Regions from separate parts of the Homo sapiens genome. Here region 2 is linked to region 1. Evidence: chromatin loops called from intact Hi-C (ENCODE). Cell type or tissue: gastrocnemius medialis. All regions are shown on one strand. Links, peaks and the distances in the headings refer to the core of each region. The heading gives the core; the rest is flanking DNA. Region 1 has its middle 50 kb from the start of ELF4. Region 2 holds the start of AIFM1 (apoptosis inducing factor mitochondria associated 1).

What was found. Hi-C counts contacts between places; a loop is a spot of excess contacts. Peaks named below come from ENCODE experiments on the same cell type or tissue, not always from the same donor. Only the 100,000 strongest peaks of a DNase experiment are listed, where the experiment ranks them.
Region 2: a loop joins it to region 1, with 15 times the contacts of the local background. A loop is called at or near these places in 3 of 110 quality-filtered maps.

Annotation. Positions count from the first base shown.
Region 1 is chrX:130,059,176-130,062,079 of GRCh38, forward strand. No RefSeq gene overlaps it. Among named protein-coding and RNA genes, the nearest start is that of ELF4, 50 kb to the right of the region's middle. RefSeq lists silencers at 1,054-1,313, 1,334-1,633, 1,654-1,723. In gastrocnemius medialis, for the core only: CTCF peaks have their summits at 1,511 (motif pointing left) and 1,721; DNase peaks (open chromatin) are centred at 1,196, 1,536 and 1,746; H3K4me3 peaks cover 1,352 bases; H3K27ac peaks cover 1,009 bases.
Region 2 is chrX:130,164,309-130,167,212 of GRCh38, forward strand. It overlaps AIFM1 (apoptosis inducing factor mitochondria associated 1), which reads right to left and starts at 1,533. Exons shown (of 16, transcript NM_004208.4): 1 at 1,243-1,533. The coding sequence starts at 1,348. It also overlaps a transcript of RAB33A not described here. RefSeq lists an enhancer at 1,182-1,521. In gastrocnemius medialis, for the core only: no CTCF peak of the experiment used is centred there; DNase peaks (open chromatin) are centred at 1,123, 1,573 and 1,913; H3K4me3 peaks cover 2,500 bases; H3K27ac peaks cover 2,404 bases.

The DNA.
Region 1 (2,904 bases), core at 295-2,794:
GCTATGGGAGCTCAGAAGCATGGGCAAGGGCCCTGGGAACACATCCTAGAAGAGGTGATGCCTAGTTGATACTTTAAAAAGTAGAAATGCAGGAATTAGAGGTGGCAGGGAAGAGTGTTTGAACTGAGAGGACAATCTGAGCAAAGGCTTGGATACAAGGGGAGTTAAAAGCAAAACCAAACAGCAGATTGTTTTATTGCTTTTGGGGTTCTTTGCCCACGGCTTACCTGGAGTCCCACTGCCCTTCTGCCAGGTTGGAAAGATCAAGGCAGGAAGTATGGGCCGTGGCATTAAATCTACATCCCCGGTCAGGATTGGGGTGAGGATGGCTTGGTGGCCTCTTATTAAATGATCTCCCAGTCCTTTTAGTATGGTGTAGAGGAAAGAGCCAGCACCACTCCTAACTACCTAGGCTGACCTTGGGCGAGAACCTAATCTTTCCCAGCCTTAATTGCTCCATCAGCCAAATGGAGGCCAATGTACCCACCTACTGACAGAGCATCACACTGAGGACCATAAAGATCTGTTTAGCCAAAATTAGTTCCTCCTTCATGCCGAGCTCACGAACCTATGGTTAATGAGGGTCTTATCAGAACGCTCTTTGGGCTTGAAAGAGAGGCTCTGTTCAAGTCTTGGTGGGAGGAGGGATAGTCTCCGCATCCCTATTTGGGGTAGGTGGGGTTGGGGGCGGTGGTGAATGGGGCAGTAAACTCCTGCTCGGTCCATACTCTAACCCAATAACCGGGAGGCCTGGTGGGTGTTTAACTGTGTCCTGCCCATGCAAAGACCAGTGTGTGTGTGTTTGGGAAGGGTGGGGTCCGCCCCAGGGGCGTCTGCTCAACTGCTGGGCAGGGGGACGCGAAGTGCTCGGGCCTTCTGGATCCCGCAGCAGGATCCGGGCCGGGGCTCCACTCGTTTCCCTAGCGCTCCGGCTGCCACCGCGCGGGGGTCGGCCGAGCCGCAGCGTCCGGCCTCTGGGGGCGACGTCTTTAGGCCCCGCGCCGGTCCTTGGGAGCCGGGCTCGTGCGGCGGACGGTCAGGTCCCTCCGCTAGCAAACGGCTGTCTGGGGCGCCTCGATCGCTCTCCCGCTTCACGGTAGAAGGCGGCGGCGCGCGAGGGGAGGGGAGGGCAGGCCGGGTGACTGCGACTCCGCGTGCTCACCTGCTGGTCCGCGAGGCTGAGGGAGGGGGCGCCGGGGGCGGGGCCAGAGCGCGGCTGGCCAATGGGGGAGCGCATTCGGCGGCCGGCTAAATTCCCCCTGGAAAGTGAAGGGGGCTGGGGTCGAGGGGAAAGTTCGAAGCTCCGGAGCAGCGGAGGGCTTTGGTGGCGGCCAGAACCATCCGGGGACAGTTGCAGGCGCAGGGGCAAGATCGGGGGACCGGAAGACGCCAGCCGCGGCCGCGGCCGCCTCCGCCAGGGACGGTAGGCCCAACCCTGGCTGCCCCTCCCTTCCCGGGCCCCGCCGGGCCACTCTCCCGCCATCGCTGGCTCGACAGCGCCACCTGCTGGACGTCGGCCTCCACGTCCGGCGCGCCGGGGCCCGAAGTTCTCGGAGGCTGGGACCTCAGTCTGGGAGGGGAAGGAGCTCACTCACCCCAGGTCCAGCGGCTTCAGAGCTGGAGGCAACTGCCTCTTTTGGAGTACAAGATGGGATCAGAAAGGCCTGTGACCGTCAGAATAACTTCTTGTCCCGCCCCACCCACCGGAGCTGACACTTCCACCGCACAGCCCCACCCAGGGGTGAGGAAATAGTGGCGAGGCAGTCCCTGGAAGCGGGCAGCAGCAAAGGGCGGGAGTTCGGGAGTTGCACGTGGCACCTGGTGACAGCAACGCACAGCTGGCAAGCAGCCCTGGGCTCCTCATGGACCCTGTGATCCGGGGATGTCTGTTAACACTCCAGGGGCAAAGGAAGTAGCCGCCTGCAGTGTTATAGGAGCGGGCAGAAAGCTGCCTTAGCTCCCAAGTGTGGATTGTCCTCCTCCCTCTCCTCTTGCCTGCCATAGCATAGGGCAGAAGTCTCAGAATTAAAATCAGGACCAGTTCCTTCTTTCAATAAGCATTTATTAAGAACCTACTGTGTGCTAGGCACTAGGGATATATCAGTGACTAACACACAGTCCCTGTCCTTGAGGAGCTCACAGCCTATTGGCGGGGAACCCTACATAAACACGTAATTAAAGAACTGTACTGTGCTAAGTGCTACCATAAGAGGTATTTACAAAGTGCTGTGAGGTGGCTCAGGGCTGTAATCCCAGCACCTTGGGAGGCTGAGGTGGGCGGATCACTTGAGGTCAAGAGTTCGAGACCAGCCTGGCTAACATGGTGAAACCCGTTCTCTACTAAAAATACAAAAATTAGCCGGGCGTGGTGGCACGCAGCTGTAGTCACAGCTACTTGGGAGGCTGAGGCAGGAGAACCGCTTGAACTCGGGAGGCAGAGGCTGCAGTGACCCAAGATCGCACCACTGCGCTCCAGCCTGGGCAACGGAGGGAGACTCTATCTCAAAAAAATAAAGAAAACAAAGTGCTGTGGGAACCCAGAGGAGGGAGTAACATATCAGCTGCTGGGAGATGAGGGTCATCTCTTGACTCCTGACTCCATTAAACCAAGAAAAGGCAGAGACTTACTGCCACATGACTCTGGTTAAAATGAACCTGTCTCCTGAGGTTCTCCTCTAGCCCTCTCCCATAACTGTATCAGCACAGGTTAATTGGTTTAGCTAGTTTCACACTTGGAGTAGGAAAGAAACTGGACAGGGAAGTTGCTTTAGGGGTAGAGGATGTTCAAAATAGTAACAAATTTTGAGTGCTAAGATGGGGGGGTGGGGTTGGGGATACCATGAGGGCACTGAGCCAGGGAGGGCAGGCCCAGAGCAGTGGAGCACCTGGGGTGAGTGCCTGTGC
Region 2 (2,904 bases), core at 283-2,782, 110 kb after region 1:
TCCAAGAGCAGTATGTCCCAGGACATAACTCAAATACACCTATCAGGAAACATTTTCATTGTGCATAGCAACTGGAAAAACTGTTCAAATGCACATTTGCAAAGACCCTAACAACCCAAGGAAAATATTTTCCACTTTTTATTTTTAAAGCACCCAGGTGTTTCTGTATTGTAAAAGCCTCAAGGATAACTTCTGACATTGCAAATGCCCTAGGGGTGGACATTGAAGGATTACTGATTTTTTTTTCAAAGCAACTCCTACAGGTGGATCATTCATTGCCCCCATGAAGTAACGCAGTACGAAAAGAAGCAGGCTCAAGCCATGCTCAGATAAATTCACGGATATCTGATGTACAATGGGCTAATTACTGGGAAGAGACCCGAATTCATTCTTAACTTTTTGAGGTCAACTTTAGGAAGCAGTATGGAGTTGCAGCGAAGGGATTAAGGACCTGGAGGCTAGCAAACTATCCTTAGCTCTACCTATTAATTAACTATGTGACCTTTGGCAAGTAATTTCACCTCTCTGTGCCTCAGTTTATTATCTATAAAATGAGTGGGTTGACCTTTACCACAAAATCCCTTCCAGCTCTAAAATTTGATGAAACAACTTAATGGAGAACAAAATACAATGCGTTCTGCAAACTGTTTCTTTGAAGCCTTAAAGACCACCAAGAAGTACACGGCTCAGGCATCTCCAATTAAGTCTGGGCCAATTCTCTGGGTGTCTGGTACACAACCAACCGACTCCTTACTTGCCCTGCACCGTTTCTGTTTCACTGGGCATTCAAATCCATGGATCTCATCTGTGGTTTGGAAGGCTGAGCAGATAACACCCTCATTTACACAAGAAACTTAGGCGTAGGGCTTAAACGTCCTGTTTAAAGTCTCAATCGGTAAATGACAAAGTCTACTTGACCTCATTGCTCTAAAAAGGGGGGTGGGGGGTGGGGATGCCGGGGAGGCGCCGACAGCCAGTTGTTCTGGGATCCCTGAACAGCAAACGCTCCCGGGAAAAGGCCTCAAGCCGACTACTGGGTTCAAATCTCTTGAAGGTCAGGTCGGCATGGCTGAGCCAATTCCTCCGCTTGCAAGACTCAGGGTTCGGAGTCTGCCAATTTGGAATTCACGTGACTATGTGTTAAGTTTCTCGCGGGGACGCGGGGGTAGAGGGCTGCAAGGCACAGGGAGCCTAAGGCGCCAGGCCCTCGGACTTGGAGGTTGCCTGGAATGGGTCAGTCACCTGGGAGCCGGTTCCTCTGCCTCGGGCTTCGGACGCACACGGTCCGCACCAAGGGCACCAGCTTCTGCTTCAAAGCACCCGCCGCCAGGCCTCCACACCGGAACATTTCGGCGACCGCTATTCGGGACCTCCTCCTTCCCTTTCCTCTCACGCACGACCGACGGGTCAAACACCGTGAGCCCCGGCCAGCTCCCCCAGTCTCTTCACACGCACATTACGCAGACTCCTCCTCCCAGCTCCGGGTGGGCATTGGACAGAGAAGCCGGCCTGCTAGAGCCGGGGAAGGGGAACGGCGACCGGAGGCCTACTGCGCAGGCGTAGCACTCGCTGCCGCATTGCGATTGGTCCGCACGGCGAGAGGATTTGCGCATGCACTAGCTGGCCGCAAGCTCGCAAAGACGCTGGCTCTAGGTAGCCGGTTTTCGCGAGTTTGTGGCACAGTGTTGGACTGAACGAGTTAAGGAACCTGTTCAAGGAGGGACTCGTGGGGCCGCTTTGATTGGCGGTTGTGCCTGGTGCTGCCGCTGTGTTGGTGACGAGAACTGATAACAGCATCTCACAACAGCGTAGCCCCGGCATCGCACTTTGTTTTTTGGTTTTAGGACACCAGTTACTTGATACCGAAGCCTTCCTGATTCTTTTGCAGTGATCCAGATCCAGTTTTTCCATGAGTCCGAGGCGCGGAACCTGGCTTCCCAGATCCGGCGTGTACTTCCATCTTTTACCAGTTGCCGGCTCTTTCCCACCCAACCCGTTTCCTGGACAAGTAATTCTGCGCTCTTCTTCCCGCCTGTCACCTTTATTTATTAGTTCAGTTGTGTGTCCTAGATGCTGTATACCAGGTGCTACAGATACACACAGTCTCCTGCTGTGGTTTCTGTGCTTGGGAGCAGGATGTTAGCAAAAAGCGTTCGTGCTTCTCGGACTTTCTGGGAAGAGAAGTCTGCTAAGCAGAACTTTCAGTTATGGGAGTAGGGTGAGGGGCTGAGTGTAAATAAGTGTTTTGACTCTGCCAGATATAAGCTAAATTGGAAATAATGTTTTGGCTGCATGCAGAACATACAATGTGCCTGTTTCAAAGATTCAGCTTACATATTCATTTAACAAGTATTTATTGAGCACTTACCTCTTGGATTGTACTATAAAAGGGGCTCTGTTGGGTATGAAAAGTACGGATGGTCCCCGACTTACCCCTCACAATGGTTCGACTTACAATTTTTCGACTTTATGATGGGTTTAATGAGACCTAACCCCATGTCAGTCGAGGAGCATCTGGACTTAAGCATGGTTCAACTTACGGTTTTTTGACTTTATGATGGGTTTATCAGGGTATTAAATGCAGTTTCGACTTAACGATATTTTCAGTTTACAATGGGTTTATTTGGACATAGCATCTATATAGGAAGTGGCCACTGTCTAGTTGGGGAGATGACATATACCGGTCATTGAAATAATATCTGGTGTAGTGCCGGACAGAGCAAGAGAGAAGACTATGGGATGGAATCACTATGGTAGAACTTCGTGTAAGAAGTTATTTGAGTTGTGTCTTGAAGGATGAGTAGTAAAATTCAAACAGTAGAGGAAAAGGATTGATATTTCAGATGGTGAATACTTTCGGACCAAAGATAACATTTTTCATTGTTAAACATGTTGACCTTGGAT